Linked DNA regions of Homo sapiens: region 2 is linked to region 1. Evidence: chromatin loops called from intact Hi-C (ENCODE). Cell type or tissue: OCI-LY7. All regions are shown on one strand. Links, peaks and the distances in the headings refer to the core of each region. The heading gives the core; the rest is flanking DNA.

The links. Peaks named below come from ENCODE experiments on the same cell type or tissue, not always from the same donor. Only the 100,000 strongest peaks of a DNase experiment are listed, where the experiment ranks them.
Region 2: it touches region 1 in a loop (2.3-fold over the local background); 2 of 110 quality-filtered maps call a loop at or near these places.

The regions. Positions count from the first base shown.
Region 1 is chr2:118,000,725-118,005,724 of GRCh38, reverse strand. It overlaps CCDC93 (CCC complex scaffolding subunit CCDC93), which reads left to right. Exons shown (of 24, transcript NM_019044.5): 4 at 4,793-4,904. Among named protein-coding and RNA genes, the nearest start is that of CCDC93, 11 kb to the left of the region's middle. In OCI-LY7, for the core only: CTCF peaks have their summits at 1,992 and 2,194 (motif pointing right); a DNase peak (open chromatin) is centred at 2,224.
Region 2 is chr2:117,914,024-117,920,472 of GRCh38, reverse strand. It overlaps CCDC93 (CCC complex scaffolding subunit CCDC93), which reads left to right. Exons shown (of 24, transcript NM_019044.5): 24 at 77-4,992. The coding sequence ends at 130. Among named protein-coding and RNA genes, the nearest start is that of CCDC93, 97 kb to the left of the region's middle. In OCI-LY7, for the core only: a CTCF peak has its summit at 2,709; a DNase peak (open chromatin) is centred at 1,662; H3K4me3 peaks cover 2,828 bases; H3K27ac peaks cover 4,137 bases.

The DNA of each region.
Region 1 (5,000 bases), core at 1-5,000:
GCTGGAGTGCAGTGGTGCCAACACCACTCACTGCAGCCTCGACTTCCTTAAGTGATCCTCTTACCTCAGCTTCCTGTGTAGCTAGAGCCACAGGCATACACCACCACGCCCAGCTAATTTTTAAATTTTTTGTAGGGATGGTGTCTCACCATCTTGTCCAGGCTGGTCTTAAAACTCCTGGGCTCAGGCAATCCTCTCGCCTTGGCCTCCTGGGATTAGAGGTGTGAGCCACCGCACCTGGCCTATGCTTCTTAATCAGGCTGTTCATTAGCATGAATTCTTTGTCTTCTTGAGGATGCTTTTCTTGGAAGCTTCTGTCTTTGAGCTGATTGCTTCCTATACCTGTGGCACTCTTGATGTGCTGGTATTTCTTTTCATTGCATTTTTTCTGTGCTAGTTTTACCATTTCTTGGATCCCACGTGTGCTTTTTTCCTAAATTCCCCTTGAGTTTTCCAGTGGTCGTTAGGCCCTGTTTTCATTTCGATATCCTTAGGGAATATGGTAGACTCCCATCAGTGGCAGCATTCCATTATACTTTTAATAGATATGGGAACACAGTATTTTTCTATGTCTTCTCAATTCCTTGTCTATATTTCTGAAATCTAAAAGACACTGAAAACTGTTTTTTCTTCTTTTAGGTTTAGATACAAAGCTTATTTGGGAGCAAAACATAACCTGAATTGACTGAATTTATAGCTTTATTGATCCCACTTATGTGACTATTTATAAGTTTTGCTAAATAAATTTTTTTTTATTATAGAGTGTGACTCTAGATTTTCCTGGGTTCTTACATAATATATAATATGTATCCCTTAGGTATTCTAAGGAACTAAATCTAAAAAATTCAGAATTCTGAAACACATCTGACCCAAAGGGTTTGGATAAGGGATTGAGGATGTGTTATATTCCCTGGTAAGTGCTTGATGTGTGTCTCTTAAGTGCAGAGCCATGAACTGTAACTGTGGGCAAAGCTGGAGACGGGTTTACGTGACTAAGGACCCACCAGAGTCAGCAGTGCATCAGGTAGCTCATTCTTTATTATCTGTAGAAGACATGTTACAGCCACAGGGTACTGAGTCATCTAAAAATCTTTTCTGTTTGGTTTTGGAATGTGTTCTGTTTGGTGTTCCCCCCCACCATAGAGTTTCTGGTTAGGTGCAGTTTAGACTAAAACTGCCTTATGTTTGCCGTCTTCCAGTATATCTAGTCAATTTAATGGGTGGGCTGGACGTATGTCCAAGGAGCACACTTGCCTATTGACGGCATGGTTGTCTCTCAAGCTGTCTTCTTTATGTGCCCAATTGAGGCCTTGTTCTCTGTCATCTTTCTTTGCTGAGAGTTCCATAAGCTTCTATCCTCTACTTCTATCTTCTTCTGAAGCCCCATTAACAGAGGGTCCTATGGCCAGAGGCCCATAAATGGGATTTTACATTTATAACTGAGTTCATTTCAACAACAAACATTTTATTGGGCATCTGTGTTCCAAGCACTTGCATGTGTATTTTATTATTTTACCTTCACTACCGCTTTGAGTAGGGATTATCCCTAGTTTTATGATAGGAGTATTGGACCTGGACCAAGTTACTTGCCAAAAGTTTCAGAGTTGTGGTGGAACTTGAATTTAGACCCAGGTTTAATTCACTGTCTTTCAAGCTGTTTGCAGTGGAGAAGAAAGCAGTGCACTGAACACTCTTAAAAACTAAAGGAGTCAAACTAGTCACAGCTGGGCATGTTAAAATCTTAGTCTAGGAAACCGGCCTGGTGACCTCTGCAATTGCTAATTTCTGTGATTTTTAGGAAATCTGAAGGATCCACCTAGAGCCGCAGGTAGAAGCTGAAAGGGGATTGTTAGATTTCTGGAAGAAGTCTTTCTCACTTTCTTTCCCTACCCCCAGCCTGCCTGCATTTTCCTCCATGTCCTCACCTTGGCTGCCAAGACTGTCCAGACTTGGCAGTAATTTCTGAGAGGTGGGTTTAAGAGGGTTGTAAATCCTAGGATGACCCGTGATAGCCTTCTCTCTGGACCTTTATGAACTGGGTGAGTAGGCTGGCTCCGAAGAGTGGCCAGGAAATGCCATGTCTGAAGGCAGGGGGTTAGGCTGGATGGTGGTGTGGGTCCCAGCCTCTTGTTTTTAAGCTATTATGTATGGTTCTAGGCAATTGGTAACTCTATGCAAACCAATATATCTGTAGCCACAAGAGGGAGCTCTCCTCCTGCTGAACCAAAATGTAACTAAGGAAAGGCTGTATTGATCACGTGCCCCTGCATAGTTAGTTGGGACCTGCATTGAGCAAAACCAGAACTGATATTCATTTTCATTTGCTAAGCTTGGAGTTTAGGCAGCAGTACCAGTTGAACACTCATCTCTTCTTACAAGTTTCAAGGAAATTAAATAAGCTATGAGAGTCTGATGGAGATCAAAATTTTAAAAAAAGCTTAACAGAGAACCTTAGATATGTTGCCAAATGGGTTTGTTAGTGCTTCACTACCAAGCTATCCCATGTGAGTCCCAAGCAGACCTGGACAACCACTGGCTTCCCCTGTGGGGCAGGCAACATATCTTATGGCAGAAAAGATGCATGTGTCCCAAAGACAGGCTGCCCAGAAAGGAAGGGCACCAGGAGTGGCTGAGAGCTGCATGAAAATTTTCTTCTTCCTCTCAGGACTTTTGTTTTGTTTTGTTTTAAGAGACAGAGTTCCACTCTTGCCTGGTCTAGGGTGCTGTGGCGTGATCTTAGCTCTCTGCAGCCTCAAACGCCTAGGCTTAAGTGATCTTCCTGCCTTAGTCTTTTGAGTAGCTGGGACTGTAGGAATGCACCATTATGCCTGGCTAATTTTTAAATTTTTTTATGCAGACAAGGTCTTACTATGTTGCCCAGGCTGGTCTCAAACTCCTGGCCTCAAGTGACCTCCCTCCTTGGCCTTCCAAAGCACTAGGATTACATGCATGAGCTACCATGCCTGGCCCCTCTCAGGACTTGTGGATAAATCACTCTTCACCCCTTCCTCTGTTAGGGAGGAAGGGTGAGGGGGAAGAGGCAGCAAATATTCTCCTATATGCTTCCCTCCTAGGAGGAAGATACTCCCTCTCTTCTATGAATGTGTGCAGTGAGGGATTAATCTCCCCCCTTCCATATTTTTTTCTATTAACACATTGGATCTGACATTTGATCTTATGATCAGTGGGGTATTACTGTTGTCCTCAGCAGTTTTAACCTTGGTCCCAACTTGTGAAGCTATTTTCCAGATACCAGACACTGTTTCTTAATGTGTTCTCTAGTGCCCATTCCCTGGGGGGCTGTTTTAACTTTAGTTCCTAGGTCACCTAGTTACTGTTAATACTAAGACTGAGGGGTGAAACCTACTAAGTGAATCATAGATAAGACAGTAATAACTCTCACCCAGCCCTGAGTCAGATGTTCATCTTGAGGGTATCTGTCTCCTTGGAAGGATTATTGAACTGCAGAAAGATAAAGGTGGACAAGACTTCTCTGAACAAGAAACACTTTTGGGAGACCCAAAACTTGTTGAATTTGAAGCACCTAGTAAGTTCTAAGTGACCTTTGTTTACCTGGACCTTTGTCTATTAGAACATAGTACTGTATTTGTTTATAAGGCCACAGTAGCTGCTGTGACTGGCTAAGATTTTTTTTAAAGGGTCTTGTGTGGCAATGTAACCTATTCATGTAGGCTGAGCCAGAAGCTCCTATTTCTCCAGATGTCCACAAGGCCATGCCTGGTGACTGCTTCTCAATGTTCCCAGGCTACATACCATGGCTTTGGGGTCAGGCACACCACTGAATAGTATCTTTTCTCTCCCCTTGAGTCTGATCCAATTAAGATAGTATAAGAAACAGGAATCACATAGCTAGAGATGAAATGCCAACTGATTCGAGAAGGAGGTTTCAGGCTGCAATAAAACAGACTTGCATACAAATCCCTCCACCAGTGCTGCCATAAACTGTCCTACCCCAGCTCAGGCTGAGCTGAGAAACCTCCCTAGCAGGAGAGGATGCTTTCCTCCTGACCTACAGAGAAGAAAACTCTGAGGCCTCAGGAAGCCTGGTTCCTCCCTTCTCAGTCCCACCTTGTGGTCTTCTATAGGAGGAAGACTGAGGCGAGGTGTTAGAGAAAGGTCGGTGTCCCTTATAAGAAGCAGAAAATATCTCTTCTGTATGGAAATGAGAGTGAGGATATACAGTTCCTTCAACTCTAGAATTTATTTTAGAGTATCAAAAAATTAAAGGCTACTATTTATTTTAAAAATATCCTTGTACCAGAGAGTAGAGAACTCCAAATCTCTTTTGGAAATGGGGCTCCATGTTTCATGTTAATATTCTGGGTACCTGGTGTAAGGTCTGGTAATTATTTGTTGCCTGATATTTAGAATACTTTTTTCAAACTGTTAGAAAGAGTAGATCAGTAAAACGAAATGTAAAAAGAATACGGGGCACTAATAACTTTTTATCTTACTACATAAGGAAGTTAAAAAATAGTAACGACTACCTCTAATGTTACCATCATTTCACAAAATATTTTACATCCAAAAAAGTAGGAAGAAAAACATTATAGAATAAAGGATGAAGGCAGTTTTGTGACCACACACCTACACACCACCAAATTGTGCTTATTTTTCTCATTTTGCAGTCATCTAGGAGAAACTTGTCATGGTCTGGACTAGCCTGGCATGGAGAAGTCCCAGATCCGTCTGTGATGCTGCCCAGACTTTAGAGATGCCATAAAGGCTACTTAGTATGCCTCACTCTTTGCTTGTTACTTTTTCTGAACAGAGCTCTGTCAGAAAAAATTGTCTCGGTCCTGCCAAGGATGAAATGCCCACACCAGCTGGAGCCCCACCAGATCCAGGGGATGGATTTTATTCACATATTTCCTGTTGTTCAGGTGAGAGCCTCTGTGTGGTTTCTTGTCCTCTTAACATCAGAATTCCTGTGATGGGCCTGGCTTGTCCTGTAATGGGTCCGTCTGTCCTGGATCCTG
Region 2 (6,449 bases), core at 1-5,000, 85 kb after region 1:
GCTTTGAGACCATCTTGGCCTCACATGGGTGCTAATGTAGTCACCACTCTCTCTATACTCTCTGCTTTCCCTCCAGGAGGGCCGCAAGAACGAGATGCTGCTGTCCAAGGTGAAAGCGAAGGCCTCCTGAACATCCCCAGCCGTGGCTGTATGTCATTGATTTTACTTTTAAGCACCGTATATCACCTACAAGATCATGAAATGGTTCTGAAAGCGACAGTAGAGAGATGCAGTTGTGATGATTTCAACAACCTGGATGTTTTCTTTCTCCTCTTTGCTTCCATTCATCTCTGTTGGCTGCTGTTGATGGAGTCAGACAGTAAACACGTGGCTTGGATAACACCCATCATCCTATGAAGAATATAGGGAGTACTTGTTCTCTGTTGATTCAACTTTTATGTCTCCAGTAACATTGCGCTTATGAAGGTACCTGTATTTGTATGGACTCTGAATAAAGAAGAATTCATTTGTTTAGCAAGTATTAGTTCAGCAACCACTGAGAAATAAGCACTGAGGAAGATTCAGAGACGTGTAAAACACAGTTCCTACTGCACAAGTACCCAGCAGGTGGCCCAGGGAGGCAGATACAGCACACTTGACCGCAGAACTGGGCTATCCAAGATGTTTTTCAGTAAACAGAAGGCATTTAGCTGAAATGATCAGCCCATGTAGTGTTGGTCACTTGGGCCTTTCACCTGCCATGGTACCTTTTGTTCCCAGCTCCTCCAGGTGCCAGCCAGCAGGCTTGGTGGTGACAGCAACTGGAACGAAAGTTCAGTGTTGTTTTAATTTTTATACGTTACTCAAGTTGATTTCTCAGAAAATTGAAAACAGACCTTGTGCTGAGGACACGTCAATAAAAATTATACCTTCCCCTGCCCCAATGTTCATGTGAGTCACAGCATGCAGAGGGGCTGTGCATCCCCCTCATTGAAGGCACATTTGATGAGGCTACGCTGCAGATGGGTCATGGTCTGAGCCAGGAGAGAGATAGACACTGTTCCCTGCACTCAAGGCAAGTAGGGTGTCAGGAGGAAGAGCAGTAGGGTTTGCAGAGATCCAGGGAAACTTCCTGGAGGAGGCAGCATTTGAGCCCTATCTAAAGGGAGAATCGGATGTTGATAGGAAGACTGTTTTAAATGAAAATACACTATGATTAAAAACCCAAGAGAGTGCAGAGGAGTACAAGGCATGCATGTTGGGAAAGGAGGGAATAAGCTAGTCTCTGCAGGAGGCTTCAGAGACCCGTCTGGGAAGTAGGGCTGAGACTAGGCTTTGGAGGGCCTTGAAGGGCAGCTGAGGGTTGATTTTAATCCTTGGAAATGACCAGTGCAGATCAAACATGGAGCTCCTGCTGCCCTGGTCCTCAGGAGTCTGGTAACTCAGTCATGTTCTGTAGGTTTGTGCTCCATTTTGCATAAATCTTGCAAACATACCAGGTGGCAGGTTTGCACAGTAACACAAAAGCTTAAACATGTCAAGCAAGTGGGGCATTCAGCAGCCACAGAAATGTGTTCATTTTTAGTCCCTAATGGATGTGATTAAGCAGGGCTGATGTGTACAGATTTAAAAACACACACACGTGCTGGATTAAAAACAGCCACTGGTTTCAGTGCCAGGGCCAGCAAGGCCTACCTGAGCCAGGCGGAAGCAGCAGCTTGCAAATAGAAACTGCCACCTGCGAGCGCTTCTTGGGTCATGTGCAGCTCCACCTCAGCTGGTCCCTGAGCCGTGGTCATGTGGGGGTTTTGAAGGGCTAAGTTGAAGCAAGTAATTGCAAAAGAACAGGTGGCACTCTGAGGGCAGGGGAAGGAGACAGAAGTTTGACTGCGTTTGAAATTATTTCAGTCAGGGAAACATCTGCGTTGTCTTGTTAAGCAGCTTGTAGGCCCACCCCTGGCTAACTGAACTTTGTGAGCAGTTGGGGCAGTTATTTGAATATTTGTCCAAAGGTGGTAGGGAGGCAGATGACATTCTGGGGTTACTGGAGTCCACCTCTGTGCTGATGGGGAAAGTATGGCATGATGAATCCAAAGCAACCAGTAATTCTTTTTGAAAGTGCAGGCATTTATTTTGAGCTGTATTTCATAGGAGTTTCATTTGGTTTGGTTTTGGTATAGAGAGGTGTCCATAGATCTCTATTCCCTTTTTTTTTTTATCGACAAGGCCTACTACGGATAAATCAGTTTTTGTTGCCTGAATACACTTTGAATTAGACTACAGAAGCCAGTTTGAGCTCAAATTTCACACTTGCTGCAGACAACTCTCAGTGTGGACAGTGCCTTTCTGAGTAATTAGGATGTTACATGACTTTTTGGTGAAGCCGTATAGGGTAAGGAGATGCCCCAAGGCCCCTGATCATTTCAGAAGCCACCTGGAGCACCAGAAGGGGTCATCTTCCCAGGGCTATGGCTCTGTGTGCTTAGACAGACATAGTATGGAATTGTGCTCTAAGCCCACAGGCTTCTCCGGAGTTAAAAGGAAGCAAGAACATCCTTAAGTTACTTTTTCAAAATATGCGCTTCAGGAGGAACCAGGTTTCCCCAGGAGAGAGAGGCTCCCTGCTCAATCAGCACAGGGAGTTGCTAGCGGGCAGGCTGCCCAGTGCTGTGGAATCTCCGCCAGCCTCTGGGTTGGGGGCTCCCTCCCACTTCTTGCTTCTTATGGAGTACATGGGACTGCTCTGCTTTAAGCCGCGATCAGAGCTGTTGTGAGCAGGACAAGATTGCGTGATCACGAGGTGCGTGGGGAGATGCTAGGACATTTGTTGATGTCTTTGACCTGTGCTCCGTCTCTGTTGGATGACTGGGTTAGCTAACACCACTAGAGGGAGGTACAGAATGTTAAACAGTCGTCAGAGTCACACTGAGGGTTGTTTTAACAGAGGGCAAATTCCCAGTTTGTCAAGCATATCTCTGTTAGAGTCCGAAGTTCATGGTTTTAATGGTTCTAGCTCGTAGCCCTTAATATTTTCAGGATAGCTGGGTCCTGCCAGTGTCCGCTGAGTCCATCAGCACAACCAGAAGGTCCAGGGTCCAGGCATGGGAAGCATTCTCTGACAATACCGAGCCCTCGGGACCTCCTGAAACCTTGAGCAGAGGCTGGAGAAGACCTTCAGACAGTCCTTTTACTACCTCACAAAGTGCCATGCCCGGGACCTCAGACCTCAGGGTTGTGACGTTGTTGATGTTGTCAGGCCCCAGTACGTCTCTAGTGACCGAAGCAGACCTGCCTGAAAGGGCACTCCGGACAGTGAGCCCTGGCTCTAACCTGTGCCCTCATATTTCTGCTGCCTCATATGGTCTTGTTTGCCCACTCTGTAGGTGACTGATCACCCTAAAAGGGAGGTAGGTATCTAGCAGTAGCACAGTTACTTTGAGCCTGACCACTTGTTCTGAAGTGCAGATGTTGAAACATGCATTGAGGAAGAACACTTTAAGGAAGCACTTTATGATTTACTCATGGCTGGTGTTGGCCTCAAAGTAAAAGAACATCTTAATGCAGAACAGTACAATAAAGAGCCCCATAGGATGGATGCCATCATCTGTCCCCATGGTTGGGATTGCCAAGGAAAGTGCCTTGTTCTGTGCATCTTCAGAATCCCCCAGGCCCTCTCTTGATCCTTTTCATGAAGTCCAGAGCATTCCTTCTATTACAGGCTGAAGATGCATTGTAAAAGGTAATGCTATAATAGTATTCCCTCTTCTCAATAAATGTGCAAAACTGGAGAATCTGGTGCTGATCTGCAGCATACTTGACAACACAGGGAATACCGTGGATGTTCCACGCCAGCCTTACATCCGTCCCCATTGCCTGCCCATGTCCAGTGGCCCTGCGCAACAAAAGTAAGGGCTTGTCTTACCACACTCTCCCCAGCATCTAGCTCAAGGTAGATGACTGACTGGGAAATTCCGGTTGGATAAAATGGCTTTTCCACATTGCAACTTTGCATCTCTATTAGGAAAATTTAGATTGAACCTTTCCTCTACTTGATGCTTAGTTTGAGAACAGTTTTCACAACTTTAGAGGGTCTCTCTCAGAGTATGTTATACTGTAACCTTGAAGTTTGAGATGAAACAAGGTGTCAGAGGTTTTGAATCTTTCAAAGGAATTGCCTTTTACAGATTTTTTTTTTTATTCCCTAAGAAGGGAAAAAGAGAGGGAAGAACTACACTAATGTTAGAGATAAGGTATGTTTTGGCTCAAAATGTGTCATGAACCTAAAGGTAACTTGATGGGCAGAAATGTCTCAGCCATGTGAACCAAGAAGTGGGACCACAGTGCAAGGCTGTGGGTGGCAGCACTAGATACGGTGGTGGCAGGAGTGTGACATGTAGGCACTCCATGGGGGACAGCTGGACGGTGTCTATCAAAAGTGCAAATGCATAAGCTCTTTGAACTAGCAATGCTACTCCTAAGAATTGTACCTGTGTACAAGGTACTTGTGTACAAGAGTTTTTGTTGAAACATTGTAATAGCAAAAAGTTGGAGAGTGCCACCAATACAGGGGAATGGTTAAATACATTATGGCCAGCTTAAACAATGGAATAGTTTGTAGAAATTTAAAACAATGGATCCTGTGTGTGTGTACTACCATAGAATGGGCCCCAAGATGCATGATTAAGTGAGGAAAAAAGCCCATGGTATCCTAATGTTTGGAATGGAGAAAGTGTGTAGATGTATGTGTGTGCATATGTTTTCACACAGACGTATACACGTGTATATCATATGTCCACCTGCATATGCCTAGGATGTCTCTGGGAGGATATCTAGCAGCCCGGCAGCCTGAATTGCCTCTGGGAAGAGGGGTGGGAATGACTTTTCAATGTACACCTTTTGTACCTTTTGAATTTTGTACCATGTACATGTATTATCTATTAAAAAATAGTTCTTAATTTTTAATTTGGTATACTTTTCTTAATAGAACCAAAATGGAAGAAAATTCTGATTCTCTAAATCTGCTTTCTTAAAGATAAAGCCTTTGATTCAAAAGTAGTGAGACTCTTTCTTGGGTCTTGAGGCAATGGGCCATGCAAAGGGAGGTGTCCTTTTCTGGTGGAATAGAATGCGGCAGTGAAGCAGAGGCTGGCTCTTCTCACACTCTGGGAGCATGTTGGGCTGGCAGAGGGAGGGATGGGGATGGGGAAATGGATGGTGATGTGACTAATCACTGGGACAGACGGGCTGCTGCAGGGTTCCGTCCATCTTACAAAAATCACAGTGCAACCCTGGTCCTCTGACTTTTGGGGTACAAAAGATAGGCATACCTCTGAGTCATGATTCAAGGGGGGCTGTTAACATCCTCCAGAAGCCGTGCCCATCTTGTGTAGAAACCTGCTGTGGGTGAGCCTTCCCCACCCCTGCCTTCTTTTAAAAACCAACACAACTCTGATTTTGTCCAGCTCCGAGGTGGCCGTGTGTCAGCCCCAAGAGAGGAACATGACAGCTTTTCCAGTCAGGGGAATCTCACTTTTTTTGGCCAACTGCTGGTTTGCGGATGGATGTCTAACCCAGTTATGACCAGTTTTGGGGAGACTGCTGAACTTCTGGCAAAGACTTTCCTGATGATCAGTGAGAGATGCACTAGGAGAGCTTCACCCTTTCTTCCTGTGATAAGTTATGGAGGGGGGACAGGGTTTGAGCAACTTCAGCCATCTTGAGACCATGAAAAGAGACATCACAACACACTGAGGTTGGCAGAGGGAAAAGGTGGAAAGAGCCTTGGCTCTCTGAAGGCATGATGAGCCTCTCAACCACACTGAGGCCCACCTGCTTCCATATTCTTGTTCCATGAGAAAAATGAACCTCTGTTAGCTTGTGCATTCAACCAACAAATACTTGAGTTTCTTCTATGTGTCAGGCCCTGAGAATATAGCAGTAAAAAAAGCAGACAAGAGAACCTGCTTTCCTGGAGCTACTCTCCAGTGGGAAAAAACACACAAACAAGAGAAATACGTAAATATTGTCATGTGGTATTTCAACATGCTGATTAAAGCACGGAAGGTATCAGGAGTGTCTGGTTTGGTGGCGGTTGCAATTTTATATTGAGAAGTGAAGGAAGGCCTCACTCACTGACTAGTGAGGGAGTGAGTATATAGATACCTGTGTAAAGAACAGTCCAGGCACAGGGGATAGCAAGTGTAAAGGCCCTAAGGTAGGAGCATACCCAGCAGGTGAGTTTGAGGAACATGAAGGAGACCTGTGTGGGGAGCCACTGGAGGGTTTTTGAGAAGGAAAGCAATGTGATCTGGGTTCATTTTTGTTTGTTTGTTTGTTTGTTTGTTTTGAGATGGTGTTTCGCTCTTGTTGCCCAGGCTGGAGTGCAGTGGCACGATCTCGGCTCACTGCAACCTCCACCTCCCGGGCTCAAGTGATTCTCCTGCCTCAGCCTCCCGAGTAACTGGGATTACAGGCATGTGCCACCACACCTGGCTAATTTTATATTTTTA